2 separate regions of the Mus musculus genome follow, and region 2 is linked to region 1. The links are chromatin loops, found by intact Hi-C in ENCODE. Cell type or tissue: gastrocnemius. All regions are shown on one strand.

Region 1 (8,000 bases):
TGGCTAAAGAGTACACAGGTGACACAGGCCTGTTCAATTACAGGTAGCATAGAGTTAAGGCTGGGTGGGCCCTGTGGTGGCTTGGCAGGAATCTGTTCTTTGATCCTGCTGTTCCACCTAGGAAGAACCTGGCTGGAGGCAGCCTCTGGGACCCGCTGTATTAACCCTCCCAGAAGAATGTTCAGGCCCCAGGTCAAATTTCCTAATTCTGACAGCATGAAGAACATGGGGTTCAAACAATTGTTCCTCTTAAATTTGAGGTCGGAAGTCAGTGGTTATGGAAGGACCCATGAGATATATGTTCAAGGTGCTGAGGTAGGGGAGTGGATCTAAACATGTCAGCCACTGAGACAGAGGGTTTGAGTCTGATATTTTCTCATGTGCTCTGTGTCCCTCCCCAGGCACACCATTAGTGTAACCTCTCTGAACTTGCTCCACCTGAGATACCTGAATGGTACTGGTTCCATCAGAAGGCAGCTGCTGTGAACCAGGTGGTACATTTGAGCACGTGGGGTGCAGCAGGGACTCAGTAAATGCTCACTAGTGCTACACTTCATAGGAGACAGTTTTGAGAGGGTAGGGAGTCTTAAAATACTCTTATTACAATACCCCCAGGCTATTCTTGAACTTACTGTCTACTCCCGTGGCCTCCAACTTATGATCCTCCTGCCTCAGCCCTGGAAGTGCTAAGATGTTGGGTGTGTGCCACCACGCATGCTTGACAGGCACTCACCTGGCTCCCGCTCTACCTAGCTACATTAAATAACAGCTAGGCAGACATCTTCACATACCTGCATTTTAATCCATAAATATCAGTGCCAAGACTCAAAGGGGTTCATGTTTGCCCTGAGCTTTGGCAGGGTGGAGCAGCGAGACCCTGCCCAGTAAGGCCTAAAGTTTGCTTATACAGAGAATCTACCTAGCACTGCAATCACACACTGACGGTCCTCAAGGGACAGTTTATGTGGCTTAAATGGCTGAGGGAGGGACTGGCCCCTCTACACATGACTTCCTATCCATGTAGCTGGCTTCTACGGCCGGGGATGAGTACCTCCTGCTTTGGCCTAATCCAGGGTGAACCACTCACCACATATGATGGAATCGAGAGCTGGTGGAGTCATAGGCAGCTGTTCAGTAACTTTTTGTGGTTCTGGGGCTGCACACAGGGTCTCACGTGGGCCAAGCTAGTACCACATGGGTCCATCGCTACCCTGGCTGGCAGCCCCCCACCTTCCCCTATCTTGGTTAGAAGCCCATCCCCAGAAGTTATTGGGATACCGGGGACTCCTCAACAAAAGAGGGGTCAGGTCCTCAGCGATGAAGGTGACAGTGTGACAAGTGTGGCACAGATGTGAACCTGGTGGCCAGGTGGCCTGGTCACCATCTGCCTGGCAGTTCCAGCTGTGTCCCAAGGTTGGGAACTGTCTGTCCATCCAGAGGGCGGGACAGAAGGCACCAGTGTCTGCCTGGCTGTGGCTCTTGCAACTGGCTCTGGGCTTTCTTGGGAGATAGTCCTCTCTCTAATCAGCACAGAACTGAGGAGGCTTCCCAGGATCTTGGTCACAGATCTGCACACACAGTTCATGCTGTTCTCAGCTGTGGCCACTGCAAAATACTGGCAACTCTCAACTCAGTCATTACTAAGTCCAACAAACAGAAACCAGTGAAAACAGACAGAAAAACCCTCACAACATGGGCTCCAGGCTGCTGCCCATCTGCTTAGAAAAGGAAAAACCAAATGCAAACATCTAGGTGGTCAGTGCCCACCACAGGAAGGAGACAGCTTTGCTCACTGCAGGACTCTAGGACAGTGCAGAGGCCTCCAGACCCAGACAGAAGCATGCCACTGGGGAGGCTCAGGCATCCGGGTTTTTGTTTTTGCACTTCCACAGAAAAAAAGACCGTCTTCCTACCATGTGACCCTGAAGGCTTCTAGAATCAGCAGCTGGGTTCACTCCAGCAGGCCATAGGGCCTGGATGCTTCTGCTTGGAGGAGTAAGGCCCAAGTGGGCACCAACAGCTGGGCTAGGCTCAATGCAACTGGATGAAGGCCTCCAGCTCCTCTGGGATGAAGCCCTTATAAGGGACCTTGTTCCTGTCCAGGGCACGGGCAGCTAGGCACTGCAGTGTCACATAATTGAAAGGCTGCACGGTGCTCTTAGCCAACAGCTTCGAGTCCAGCAGCTCGTAGGCAGTCTTTTTGAAGGCATTGGTGGCGTCCATGTGGGCCCCAGCTTCGATGAGAGCATCCATGATGGCCGGGCAATTATTCTGGGCAGCGATGTGCAGTGGGGTGTTGTTGTCGAAATCCCTGCTGTCAGGGTCTGCTCCGCAGTCCAACAGCACCTTGACCACCTGCAGCGATGGGAAGACGCCCACACGATACCGGCCCACGTTGGTGGTCTCCTTGTCCACCGCCATGTGTAGTGGGGTGAAGCCGTTTTTACCGCGAGGGGCACACTTGAGCAGGCGGTAGACTGTCTGGTGCTTGAGGTGTTCCTGGCTGGGGGTGCACTCCACCTTCTCCAATAGGTACAGAAGGTGGAGGATGATGGCAATGGCTTTGGTGAACTGTGCGGAGTCACCCGGTTCCTTGGGCAACTGCAGAGCCCGCTCCACTTCCCGAACCCCTTTGCTGAGCACACCCATGAGGTCGGCAAAGCCAAGCTGCATGCCCAGGTTGCCCTTGGCCGAGCGGTCCTGCAGCACGTAGGAGAAGAGCTCTGCAAACGACAGGAAGCTGCTGGCGGTCATGGGGCTCAGGGGCTCCAAGTTGTTTTGTTGCATGTCCAAGGCATACTTCCACAGACGGATACAGCGCTCGAAATTCCCGGAGTCCGCATAGACAGCACCCCGGTACCGTATGTAGTATGAAGTGTCAGGATGTGAGGGGCCCAAGATTCTCTCCCGTATCAGCAGCGCCTGCATCCGCATTTCATCAGGATCTGTAATGAGGGCTTCCAACTCTTGGGGTGTAGTCACCTCCCTGGAATAGTCATAGGCCAGAACCAGTTGCTGGGGCTCCGGCTTAGGGAGGTAGCCTCCACCCTGGTGACGGAGTTCCATCGCCCTTCTCCAGTGCTTCAGGGCTCCAAGCAGATCCCTTTTCTTATCCACGTAGGTGGCACCCAGCAGCTCCAAAGCTTCCACAGCTGCTTCCCGGCTGGTAGGGCAGCAGCTCTCATACGGTTCTGCTTCTTCTGGGGTGGAGCAGTGGTTTCCTGCCACCTGGGAGGAGCCTTCCCCGGGAAGCTCTGTCCCTGAGAGCTGCTCGTGGCCCGGCTGTTCCTGGATGAGGTACTCCACGATGTTGGTGTGCCCGGTGACGCTGGCGGCCAGCAGCGGGGTCATGCCATAGCCGTCGCGCTCCATGCGCGCGTGGCAGCCCAGCAGCAGCTGTAGGATCTCCAGGCTGCCAGATTCTGCACAGTCGTGCAGGGCGGTGTTGCCCTTGGCGCTGCGCCGGTTCACCTGTGCGCCGCGCTCCAGCAGGTAGCGCGCGATCTCGCGGTGGCCCTTGTAGCAGGAGATCATAAGGCACGTGTGGCCGTGGCGATTGGCCACCTCCAGGTCCGCCTTGTGCTCGCCCACCAGGTAGCGTACCACGTCCAGGTGGCCGTCGAAGCAGGCGGCGCGCAGCGGCGTGGAGTTGGTGCGCGTGGTGCGGTTGACCGAGGCGCCTCGGCGCAGAAGGCTACGCACCACGGCCAGGTGACCCGCGGCCGACGCTGCCCAGAGCGGCGGCGCGCCCTCGATGGTCTCGCCATCGAAGTGCACGGAGCCGCTCGCCTCCACGCTGGCGCCGCAGTGGTCCACCAGATACTCCACCACGTCTAGGTGTCCACGGCGCGCTGCGATTAGCAGTGGCGTGCCACCGCCGGCCACCTCACCCAGCAGCTCCTCCAGCTCCTCACGCCCACGGCCGGCCAGCAGCTTCTGCAGCAGCGGCAGCTTGCCGTCGTGCGCCGCATTGTACACCGCTGTGTGCAGATCCATGCTGGAAGCCTCGCTGCTGGATCTAGCCGGGCCGCCGGTCGCCAGAGACAACCTTCACCTTCTCCCGGGCTGTCATCTTAGCGGGTCTCCGGGAGGAATAAAATGGCCGCCGCGAAGGGGCGAGGACAGAGTGTGCACAGGCATGCTGGGAAATGGAGTCCTATGAGCGATCGCCCGCCGAATGATACTGGAATCAGAAAAGCGAAAAAACTACATTTCCCGAAAGGGATAGGGGGGAACCGGTGACAGGACGGCAATTTCCGCCAAGCAAGGCCAATGGTTAGTGCGATCCTTGGGAAATGTGGTGACATACTTCCTGGTATTGACTCTAAGGCGGAGATTGCCGGCAGCATGTTCTCACTCAGTTCCCAAAAGGACGTCTCTCAAAAGGGTCTCAGTTTTCAATTCCTACCATGCAAGTCTATAAAGTTGTATGTGACCCTGAGTATTTGATGACATACTTCCGGTTACTGTCACTGACACAGACTCTAGACAGGGCAAGAAGTCCGAGCTTTAGCTCGAAGAATACTGGGCGAGGTACCATTGAAAGACTACAGTTCCCATCATGGAAATACACCATGTTTTGAGGGGCTCTGAGCAGCTTGGCCAGGTGATAATGTGCATTCTGTCATTCATGTCAGAATCCACAGGAAAACATGAAGTGGGGGAAAAAGGAATTCGCTTCCCACAGCGCCGTGGGGCACCCGCGAGACGAAATGTAAATAAAAAGCCTCCCTTCGTATCGGGCAAGGCTCGGCGGCCCTTGCGGACGACCCAGGGTAGCGTGGTGCTGTACTTCCGGTTTTCGAGGTCGCGCAGGCAGGAAATGAATGGGCCTCCGCCTCCTTTGCGGACTACATTTCCCAGCGGGCAACAAAGGCAACTCCCAGCCAATCCGGAGCGAGGTGGAAGGCGAAGGGCTTCTACGAAAGGCTTGCTGACCAGCAGGGGGCGCGCGCCGAGTGTAAGATCTTGAGCTGGCAGCGCACCCCAACTCGCCTTTAGCTATTTGCAGAAATGTTAGGCAGTCTCGATTTTCACGTTAGCTTTTCTTTTTCTTTCTTTCTTCTTTTTTTAAGGAGCCACATGCGGGGCTAGAGAGATGGCTCAGTGGTCAAGAGCACTGACTACTTATCCAAAGGACTCTGGTTCAATTCCCAGCACCCACATGGTAGCTCCCAACTGGTCTGTAATTCCAGTTCAAGGGATCTTACACTAATGCACATAAAATAAAATTAAATAAATAAAAAATTTAAAGGCCACATGCTTTCCCTCCATCCGCCAAGGCCAGCAGAGGGCGTCGGGATCTTTGCCGCTGGAGTTACTGGTGGTGTGCGCATCCCTATGGTTGAGAGTCACAGCTGAACCACTGCTCCAGTTCCTCAAGGTCTTTTTAAAGATCAGTTTGAGGTAGGATTTCATGTAGCTCCGGTTGATGTCAATTCCCGGGACCCTCGTGATGGAAGATGAAAACTGATTCCCAAGGGCTGTCCTCTGACATCCATACATGTTCTGTAGCACATGGACACACACAGAGAATAAGAAAAATAAATGTAGTTTAAATTTGTATTATTGTGTGTGCACACACACACCGCAGCACAGGCACAGAGATCTGAGGACAACCCTTGGGAGTCATCCTCTTCCACCGTGTGTGCGTCCTGGGGCTCAAACTCAGGTCATCAGATTTGGCAGCAAGCACCTTTGCTTGCCTAACCACCTCACTAGTTGTTTTTCTTTGTTTTCAATATGATTTGTCTTTCTGTACTCCCTCAGGCCTGCAGTGAGTCAGCTCCAAGGAGACTGGGGGGGGGGGGGGCTGTGCTGGTGGCCACTCCAGCTCCTGTCTGCACCTTGTGTCTATCCATACCTCAGCCTGTCTCTGCTCTGCATAGCTCCTCTTCAGCTTCTGACATTTGCTTGTCTTGCACAGGCTGCTTGCCCCTGGCACCCCACTGCGTGTGAATAGCCATAAGCCACCTCGGAACCCCTGACCAGCAACTCTCATGTAGAGCCACAGCTGAGCCTCTGGCACGCACTAGCCATGCAAGAGACTCAGACAATTAGAGCTTCACCAGGGCTCTCCCACTAGGTGCATATCTCCAGGCTGTGGTGGCACAGGTGCATGCCTTTAATCCCAAAACCCAGGAGGCAGAGGCAGTTGGATCTCTGAGTTCGAGGCCAGCCTGGTCTAGAGAGTGAGTTTCAGGAAAGCCAGGGCTACACAGAGAAACTGTCTCAAAAAAAAAACAACTATATATTTATTATTGTTTATTTATATTGGTTTATGTACACATATACATGTGTATATATTTAATATTTTTAAAGATTTATTTATTTATTATATGTAATACACTGTAGCTGCCTTCAGACACTCCAGAAGAGGGCGTCAGATCTTGTTACGAATGGTTGTGAGCCACCATGTGGTGGCTGGGATTTGAACTCAGGACCTTTGGAAGAGCAGTCGGTGCTCTTAACCGCTGAGCCATCTCTCCAGACCCTTAATATTTTAATACGTATGTTCTTAAGCACCCAGAAAGTAGAAAAGGTGGTAGCACAGATCCCAGAGTTGCCAAGCCCAGGCTGGGAGGACCTGCTCATTCTCTAAACAGTTGCTGATGGGGTTTGGGGAGGAAAGGAGCTTAGAAGCTGGGCGGCGGCAGCCAGGACCAGGCTCCAGGAGGAAAGTGGGGAGGCCCATGGAACGGTACACCAATATGCAATTCATATCTTCCCGGTCAATCACAGACCAACGGCTTCAACACTGAGCGGTTCTCCTGGTGTTGAAGATGGACCCCAGGGCCTCTGCCGATGCTTGGCATGTGCTCTCCACTGAGCCACCTGGACACATTATGTAATCGTAAAAAAAGATTTTATTTTTATTTATATGGGTGTCAGTGCAGGTACCTTTATAGGCCAAAGGGGGGTGGGCATCAAGTTCCCTGGAAGTGGAATTACAGAGGGTTAAGCCGCCATGTGGGTGCTGAAGCTAAAGTTTATCATCCTCAAGAGCAGAACAGGCTCTAAGTGCTCATCCATCTCTTCTACCCTGGAATATGCCATTTTAAAACACATCTTCGTCTGTGAGCACACACATGTACTTGCATGCAAGGCCAGAGGTTGTTAGGGCTCTGCCCATCCCTCTTCCACCTTAGTTATTAAAGTAAGCTCTCTCAATCAAATTTAGAGCACAGAGACAAGTCTGGGCTCAGCATCCAGTCTCTGCCATCCATGGCAGGTGCATTCCCACAGCCACTCAGAGTCACAGTTAGCCATGATTTCTTTTTTCTTTTAAATATATTTTTTATTAGGTATTTTCCTCATTTACATTTCCAAAGCTATCCCAAAAGTCCCCCATACCCCCACCCCCAGCCATGATTTCTTAATGAGCACCTTGCCTGGTCCTCTAAAGGTTCTTTCTTATATTGCTTCCAAGTTTGCATATGCATATGCATATGCATGTGCGTGTGTGTGCATGCTGGAGTCAGAGGGCAGCTTGGGAAAAATCCACTTTCTCTTTCTACCATGTGTGTCTGTGGGTCCTAGGAATCAGTCTTGGATCTCACTATACAGCTCAAGCTAGCCTCTAATTCATCCATCATTCCCTTGTGTTCTCTGTGCACACAGATCCTGGGCCCCTTCTTCTCTAGGGAAAGATCCCAGTGCTGAGAGCCCCACAGGTCCCAGTCAGTGGCCTCTTGGCTCCTTCAAATACAGCTGGATTTAAACACTTTTGCATTTAGATGTTTTCTTTTTCTTTTCTTTCTTTTTTCTTTTTCTTTCTTTTTTTTTTTTGTTTTTTGTTTTTTTTTGTTTTTTTGTTTTTTGTTCTTGTTTTTTTTGAGACAGGGTTCTTCTGTATTGCCCTGGCTGTCCTGAAACTCACTCTGTAGACCAGGCTGGCCTGAACTCAGAAATCCGCCTGCCTCTGCCTCCCAAGTGCTGGGATTAAAGGCGTGCACCACCACTGCCCGGATCTTTTCTTTTTTCTAAAGATGTGTTTATTT
Region 2 (8,000 bases), 300 kb after region 1:
AGGGTTCTCTGTATAGCCCTGGCTGTCCTGGAACTCAGAAATCCGCCTGCCTCTGCCTCCCATGTGCTGGGATTAAAGGCGTGCGCCACCACTGCCCGGCTTTTTTTTTTTTTTTTTTCCAAATCCTATTTTTTTTTTTTTTTTAGGTTAAAGCTTATAGTGAAAAAATAACAACCAAATAAACCAACCAACCAAAAAAACCCAACCCAATCTAAACCAACCCAAAACCCCACAGCCTCCAGTGGTGCCGACAGGAAGAGTGCTTTTCCTCTCCTAGCTTTCCCCAAGTCCTCAGGCTTTTGTGCTTGCGCAGTGGCTCAGGAAGAACATTTGCCTAGAGAATGTGAAGCTCTGACCTCCATCCCAAGAAACACGAAAGAACAGAAGAAAATCATGACTTTTATCCAGATGTGGTGGCATAAGGCTGCCGTCCTAGCAGCCCAGAGGTGGAGGCCGGAGGATCAGGATCACAGTCACCCGAGTACATCGGAGTTTGAGTCCAGCCTGTGCTACAGGACACTGTCGAAGCAAAGCAACAAGCAAGGCCCAGAACAACATGATTTTTTCCTGACCCCGCAACATATCCCATACCTTGCACACATGCAGGTGGGCAGGCTTTTCTGTGTGTGGTTCTGCTGCAAGCACCTTCCCAACACTCTGCCCTTTTGTGGAGTGTTCACAGAGGGAAAGCGAATGAATGAAGCCCCTACCTTGAAGGTGATCTCGGCCAAGCAGCGCGTGCACTTGATGTAGAATCGGAAGATTGGCAGGCCCAGGTAAGCCTCGTTCTGGACTGTTTCCTTTCGTGCATTGAACTTCTTCCCCTTGTAGATGTATTCTCCACACGTCTTACACCTGCAGCCGGGGCAGGCGCGTGAGTGTCTGTCCTCTGCTCTAGCACCCAGTGGCAGCATATGTACCTTATAGGTAGGAGGGACTGGGTGTATGGAGCTTCTGAGAACTGCCAAGGGGACAGCAGAATCCTGACCCTGGCTGCTCCCCCCACTTCCTGTCCTGGTTTACTGCTGTACCTACAAACACCTCTGGCTTAGTCCTACCTCAGGGCCTTTTCTCTGCTGTCCTGGCAGCCTGAGATTCTAACACTTCCCTGACTGTCCGGCTGGCAGACCACCTGCCCTGCCTGCCTCATGTGTCCTTGTGTTACTACAGAGGATGGGTATGACTCCCACTCCCCACCAGCCTCTGAGGGTCAGGAGGCTCCCCTCGCCCCATCAATGATACGTGCCTGACAACTGCCTGCAGAGGAGTGCGGTGGTGTGGATGAGAATGGTCCCTAAGAGTCATAGATTTGAATGCTTAGTCACCGAGGAGTCTTGGGGGGTCGGGAGGAGGAAGATGATTAGGAGGTGTGGCCTTGCTGGAGAAGTGTCACTAGGGGTGAGTTATGAGGTTTCAGAAACCCACAGCACATCTGGTGTTTCTCTCTTTCTGCCTGCAGATCAGGATGTAGTCTCCAACTACTTCTCAAGCACCATGACTGCCATGTTCCCCACCATGGTGACAATGGACTAACCCTCTGAAACTGTAAGCAAACTCCAATTAGATGCTTTCTCTTCTAAGAGCTCCCATGTTCACAGTGTCTAAGACAGGAGCAAACAAAGAAATGAAGACAAGATATAATCAATTAGTCACACGGACAGCTTCTCCATCCTCAGTGACTGTACAGGTGTGACTTACAGGATTGTGATTCTCACACACAGTCAAGTGTGAATAACTGTCTGGTTCAAAGCTGGTTGAACCCAGGAAAGTGGGGGTGAAGGTCTAAGAGGAGGCTGGCAGCCTGCCTGGGATGAGATGGGAGACAGGCTCTGTCAGAGAAGCTGGCTACAAGAGATCTGCAGGCAGATGCCATAGGTGGTGCAAAGGCCCTGGGCAGGAGGAGGGCTGCCACTAGAGGGTCCAAAATCCTGCAGGGCCAAGTGTCACTCTGATTTTCTACTGAGATAGGGGTTGGGGACTCTGTGAGGGTGGGAACTATTATCTTTGTTTGTTGTTTCTCCAGAGAATCAGCCTCCAGCCTCATGTCCCCAGGGATTCACCTCATGTTGAAGGGGGCCATCAGACGCACCACATACTGCCGGTCCTTGGGTAGCTTGAGTTTCGGGATCTTCGATGGGTCAAAGTCAGGTGGGTAGTATTTCTGTGGAGAAGAGGGCGTTGCTGTTTTCTGGTGCTCAGGTCCCATACGGGCAGGAATGGGGTCTGAGAGCCATGTTAGCAGACGCAGGATACTCTGGTTTAAGGGATCTATCTGCTCAGGATTCAGCTTGCTGGAGCCTTTCCAGACATGAGCTGTTTGAAGCACAGTCATGAGAAGAGAAGTTGGGACAGGGAGGAGTGCACAAGCTTCCAACACAAATTATATAGTGTGGTGGGTCACTTTCCTACGCTGTGACATGCCTTCTAGGGAAGGTTCTAGAGGCCCAGGGTTTGCAGTAAGGGTGGACCCCTGCTGCCTATCACATGATAAGATTCTAGACACTCATGAGGAAATGGAGGCCCGACATAAATCAGACCTTGTCAATGGTGGCCTAACCTGCACTAGGGTACCACACAGGCTGCAGGGCACCATCCCAGGGCAAAATCTGGCCAGTGAATCTCCTTGGGGAGAACAGGCTCTGGCCTCTCTGTGTGCTTGGGAGGCTGGGGTGAGGCGCACAGGGACAACCACTCTGGGTTACTGGCATGCCAATGTCCAAACCCAGCACCCGGGAATTTGAGACAGGGGGCTGAAGAGAGACAACTCCCCTCTCCCCCAAAAAGAAGCTATGTGGACCACCAACAAGGAGGCTCTGCTTTTGACACCTACTGGCAACCAGGCTCACGAGAGAGGAAGCTTTGCTAATTCAGGCGGTAGACGGGAATGATGGTGTACAACTGTCATACCAGCACTCAGGAGGCTGATGCAGAACTGTGAGTTTACAGTCAGCCTGGGCAGTGCACACAAACGTGCTGCACAGACAGACATGAAGGAAAAACATAAAGTGAAAATAAAACTAATCCTTTAAAAAGTGAATATAGCCCATCTTAGGTGTACAAACTTTTGGTCTGTGAGTTCGAGGCCATTCTGGGCCTTCTGTGTACAGTGAAACCTTAACCCAAAGCAAACATTTAAAAAACAGATCCAGGAAATGGAGAGCAAAATTTTCCAAGAGTGGAGACTGAGTCACCCCAGAAACCCCAACATGATGTAGACATCTCTGCAAAAGGTTTCGGATATTAATTCAACAAAAGCCGGGAAGAACTGAGGTGACCAACAACATCCCCTGATCTGATCTGGGGAAAACCCACAAAGAAGCAGTCCTGCCCCCAATTGGGTAAAGTGACAGAAGCTCCGCTTCCCTGGTGATGATTGGTTACTCACGAAGCTGGGGGGGGGGGGGCGGGGAGAGGGGGAAGCTAACGACCGCCCCCAAAAATGTGATTGGCAAGAGTTTGGAAAGCTCCCGCCCGACTGGAAGACGCGCGTGCGTGTGCGTGCGTGTGCGCGAGAGGGGCTTGCAAAAGGAAATGACCGGAAGGAAGCACGCCTCGCCCGGAGCCCTCGCACACTTCACCCTCTGTAGGAACATTTAGACTCTGAGCACTTACGTTTAAAACTTTCCGTTCCGACATTTTCGCTTCCTGTCCAGCGAACAAGCGAAGAAGCGGTCCTCAGTCTACGGGGAGTTTCTCCGATTCAGCGCCTCAGTGTCGCCACTTCCTAAGCCGGCTCACTGGTTGGTGCCTACCCGCTTCATCGTTCTCATTGGCTGCAATCTTTGTCGATCCGAGTCGGGAGTGCGCTTCCGTTCCCTTCCGGGTGCCGGTAGTTGAAACCCGAAATAAAGGTTCCGGGACATGTGGATCCTGTGTGCGCTTATCTAGCACACTGAAAGGATGGAGAAAGCTGCCTGGGATAATAACATTTTCTCTCCTAACTCTGATCAACAATGCTGTTTGTTTTTTTGAGTCAGAGTCTCACTGTGTGTCCCTGGCTGTCCTGTAACTCACTATGTAGCTCAGGGTGGTCACAAACTAAAGGAGATCCTCCTGCTTGTGAGTTCTGGGACCAAATAATTAAAGGCCACCATGTCCCGTTCTGGTGTTCCTTCTTCTTAAGTTTCTTTATTTCTGCTGCTGGGGATGGAATCCAGGGTCTTTGCATATGCCAGGCAGGCACTCTACCACAGAAAACACCACCCAGCGCTCTAATGCTGGGAGGTAGCCTCTCACTAAGATGCCCAGGCTGGCCTGGAGCAGACTCTGCAGTCCAGCTTGGCCTTAAATTTGAAACAATCTTACTGCAAGCCTGGAATCAGTGACCTGCCTGGTTTTCATTGTGTTTTGTTGGTGGTGGTGGTGGTGTGTGCGTGCGCGCGTGCGTTTCTTCTTTCTTCTCCTTTTTTTTTTTTTTTTTTTTCGAGACAGGGTTTCTCTGTGTGGTCCTGGCTGTTCTGGAACTCACTTTATAGACCAGGCTGGTCTCGAACTCAGAAACCTGCCTGCCTCTGCCTCCCAAGTGCTGGGATTAAAGGCCTGTGCCACCACCACCCGGTGCGTTTCTTCTTTTATGAGAGAGGAACTCACCACGTAATCCAGGCTGACCTTGAAAACTCAGTAGTCCTCCCCTCCCTCTGACTCCCAAGTGCTGGGTTTACAAATAAGAGACACTGTGCCCAACTCTTTTTACTTTTTTCTTTAAAAAATAGTATCTTTGCTGTTGTTTTGTTTTTGTTTTTGAGACAGGGTTTCTCTGTGTAGTGCTGGCTGTCCTGGAACTCAGTCTGTAGACCAGGTTGGCCTCAAACTCAACAAAGATGCGCCTGTGGCTGCCTCTAGTGTTGGGGATTAAAGACATGCACCACCACTGCCAGGCTTAGTATTCGTTTTTTACATTTGTTTATTTATTATTTGTGCCTACAAAATATGACAAGCCCCAGCATTGAGCCCAGCCCCCATTGCTCCTCCTCCTCCTATTCTTTTGGTCTTTTTGAAACAGGATTTCTAGGCTGGTCTTTAGCTTGCCACCATCCTCCATCCCTACCCCCACCCTCGATATCCTCATTTCAACAAGGCTGGGCTTTGTCCTATTTTCCTCTTAGCTGAGGAAACAGGTGCTAGGGGTGTGTCTCCAACATTCTCCTACAGGTAGCTCCTGTGCCATGTCCTTTTGCAGGGCCTTGCACCTTGCTCCATCCTCTCCCTTTCTCCCACTTTCATGCCCCCCTTCATGCACTGTACCATGTGGAATTCCTTTTTGAAGCTAGCACCATTCTGTGTCCCCCCAGGCTCCTGACCCTCGAGCCACATTAACTTCTTTTTGTCATGAAGGCCTTGTTTGGGGGCCCGTGGAGATGACTCAGTCGGTGAAGCCTTGGAGGTATGAGGCCTTGAGGTGTGCTGTGTGCACACAAACACAGACAAGCCCCAACGTCACTCACTCCATGGACATGATGGACAGACAGGGATAAAGAGGCGCTCCTGTGCTGGAGCACAGGCTGTTCTAGCTGAAGACCCAGCAGTCACCCTGTGGACCGGTACTCCTGCTTCACGGGCTCTGGCGCCCTCGTCTGGCCTCAGTGGGCACTGCACATAACCCTTTACTTATATTTGAAAATAAAATATTTAAAAATTTAAAATGGGCAAAGAGGAATTCTTAATTTTAATAGTAATTCCTATTGGGTGGTGGTGCACGTCTTTAATCCTAGCACTTAGGAGGCAGAGGCAAGCGATCTCGGTGAGTTTGAAGATAGATTGGTCTACAGAGTCAGTTCTAGGTCAGCCAGGGCTACACAGAGAAACCCGGTCTCAAAACAAAGAAACAAAGAAACAAAACAAAACACCACGATGATGATGATTCTTATTTAATCCGTCTTTCTAATTAAATCACAAAGTTCACAAAGCCCCGCACCGGCAGAAGAAGAAAGATCATCCCACAGGGTTGGAAATTGAGGTCTGAAGAAGTCAAGTGAATTATCCAGTGCTTCGGAGCAGCCCAGTACATGGAAAGTCAGTATTCAGACTCAGGACAGGCCACCCTGCCACCCTCAAGTAGACGACATCAGGGTCTGATATCAAGGATCCAGTCCCTCTTCAGGGCTTATGGGGTGCACTTTCTACTTGCCCAGGGAGGCTCCAGTCACTTGGTTTCCCATAATCTGTGAGGTCCTGAGCTGACACCTGGATGCAATACTTGGCATGGGGTTTCGAGTTCCTGAGGGTGAAAGTCGTGGCTTCAATGGGTCCCACCTGTGGGGAGAAGGGGTGTCAGGCCATTGGAAGGAGGAGGTGGGAAGGACCACAATGCATTGGGGAGCTGGGGAGCTGGCTTGGTGGGTAAAGAGCTTGCAGTGAGTTCGAATTCCCAGCAAGCAGGTAAAGTCTATTGCTGAATCACACCAACAATCTCTACGCTCCAACAGAGGCGATAGGCGGAGACAGGAGATTACCCAGTGGGACCCAGTCTCACTCAGCATCCACCTCTGTGCTCCTCCTTCTTCCAGACCACGCCCCCCTGCGCGCGCAGCTCACCTGGCGGAAGTGAGAGGCTCCTCGGCGCCGGTAGCGGAGTCGGTACTTGAGAGAGAAGATGTCCGGGAAGGGCCAGGAAGCAGGGGGATGCCAGAGCACCTGCAGGCGCTGTCCCGCTGTGCGCAGGCGCACGCCTTCCGGAGGGTCCGGCTTGACTGGTGGGAGCAGGACCGGGGTCAGCGTCCGCTCTGCCGGTTCATCCCTCACACACTAAGTCTTCGTTTGTGACTCTCATTCATTCACATGTTCGCTTTCGCCCTCAGACAGCTATTCATGGATTTGCTCCGTCCTGCCGTTCATTCATACTCACACTTCATTCGTTCACGTATTCACTAAATTCTTCACTAATTCATTCCTCTACTCAGTTACTCACCATCTCACTCACACATTTATTTATTGGTTGATTCAAGTGCAGATTTGTTTCTGGATTCATTAACTCATTCATTTGCGCTTATCGTTTATACACTCATTCGTTCAGGGATCCATTTCCCAGTCATTAGGTCATTCACTGTATCCTTTGTGAATTCATTCATTCACTCCCTAATTGAGTCATTCATTCGTTCATGCACTCACTCATGTCATTCATTCATTTACTCATGGCCTTCATGTATTCATTATGCATTCATTATGTCAGTTGTGCATTTATTCACTCATTCACTAAGTCATTCATGCATTCATTCGTTCATTCATTAAGTCATTCGTGTGCATGCACTCATGTCATTTCTGCCTTCATTCACTCATTATGCATTCATTCATTACTAAATCATTCACTCATCCACTTGATATCTGTCATGCAGGCATTCATTTATTCCTTCATTCGTCTATCTGCTCAAGGAAAAACCATTTGCTGGACCGCTCTCATCACTGCTGATAGAAGTCACAAGGGTTGCACAGGCAAAGAAAAGTGCAAGTCTCCAGTAGGCTGAAGGGCTTTTCTGAGATACAATTCTGAGAGCACAAGTCTCTGCTAGAAGACATCCCGTGCATCTGCAGAGAGCGTTTTCATTACTCCACCTACTTATGGAACACTCCTTCATGACAACACAAGCCATCTTCCTACCCTTCTCTGTCCTCAGCACTCAGGCTTCCTGTCTCTAGACTCCTCTGTACTGCAGCCCACACTGGGTGGGTTGAGTCTGGGTTGCTCACTGAGCGTAGTGTCCTCAAGGTCCCGCCACAGCTGTTGGTGCCAGAGCCCCACTCTCTCTTTGTTAGGGCTGAGTAACGCTAGATAAGCACTGGGTGCCCATCGCTCCATGGGAACGCACGGGGCACTGGCCTTCTGGATGCCAGCAATGATGTTGCCAAGGATTGGTAGGGAGGAACAGCTTTATTGCTGTTGAGCAGATCCTTAGGATTGGAGTTGGGCGATCATGTCGAGACTTCAGGTTTAAACCCTCGAGAGCTGTGTAGCCTTTCACCGACCTGCATCAGCTTTTGTTCTTGGCTTTCTTTTCTGAGACAGG

The links. Hi-C counts contacts between places; a loop is a spot of excess contacts. Peaks named below come from ENCODE experiments on the same cell type or tissue, not always from the same donor. Only the 100,000 strongest peaks of a DNase experiment are listed, where the experiment ranks them.
Region 2: a loop joins it to region 1, with 3 times the contacts of the local background. A loop is called at or near these places in 7 of 42 quality-filtered maps.

Annotation. Positions count from the first base shown.
Region 1 is chr17:56,252,905-56,260,904 of GRCm38, reverse strand. Fem1a (fem 1 homolog a) reads right to left here and starts at 4,112. Exons shown (of 1, transcript NM_010192.4): 1 at 1-4,112. The coding sequence starts at 3,996. The coding sequence ends at 2,032. In gastrocnemius, a CTCF peak has its summit at 4,953 (motif pointing right); DNase peaks (open chromatin) are centred at 3,602, 4,178, 4,903 and 5,271; H3K4me3 peaks cover 5,265 bases; H3K27ac peaks cover 5,500 bases.
Region 2 is chr17:55,954,874-55,962,873 of GRCm38, reverse strand. Ebi3 (Epstein-Barr virus induced gene 3) reads right to left here. Exons shown (of 5, transcript NM_015766.2): 4 at 6,535-6,689; 5 at 5,852-6,252. The coding sequence ends at 6,097. Yju2 (YJU2 splicing factor) reads right to left here and starts at 3,687. Exons shown (of 8, transcript NM_028381.3): 1 at 3,613-3,687; 2 at 2,061-2,161; 3 at 711-855. The coding sequence starts at 3,636. It overlaps Gm16712 (predicted gene, 16712), which reads left to right and starts at 3,473. Exons shown (of 3, transcript NR_108021.1): 1 at 3,473-3,740; 2 at 5,898-6,012; 3 at 6,507-8,000. It also overlaps a transcript of Zfp119b not described here. In gastrocnemius, CTCF peaks have their summits at 3,591 and 5,572 (motif pointing left); DNase peaks (open chromatin) are centred at 3,501, 3,736, 5,549 and 6,533; H3K4me3 peaks cover 2,510 bases; H3K27ac peaks cover 2,036 bases.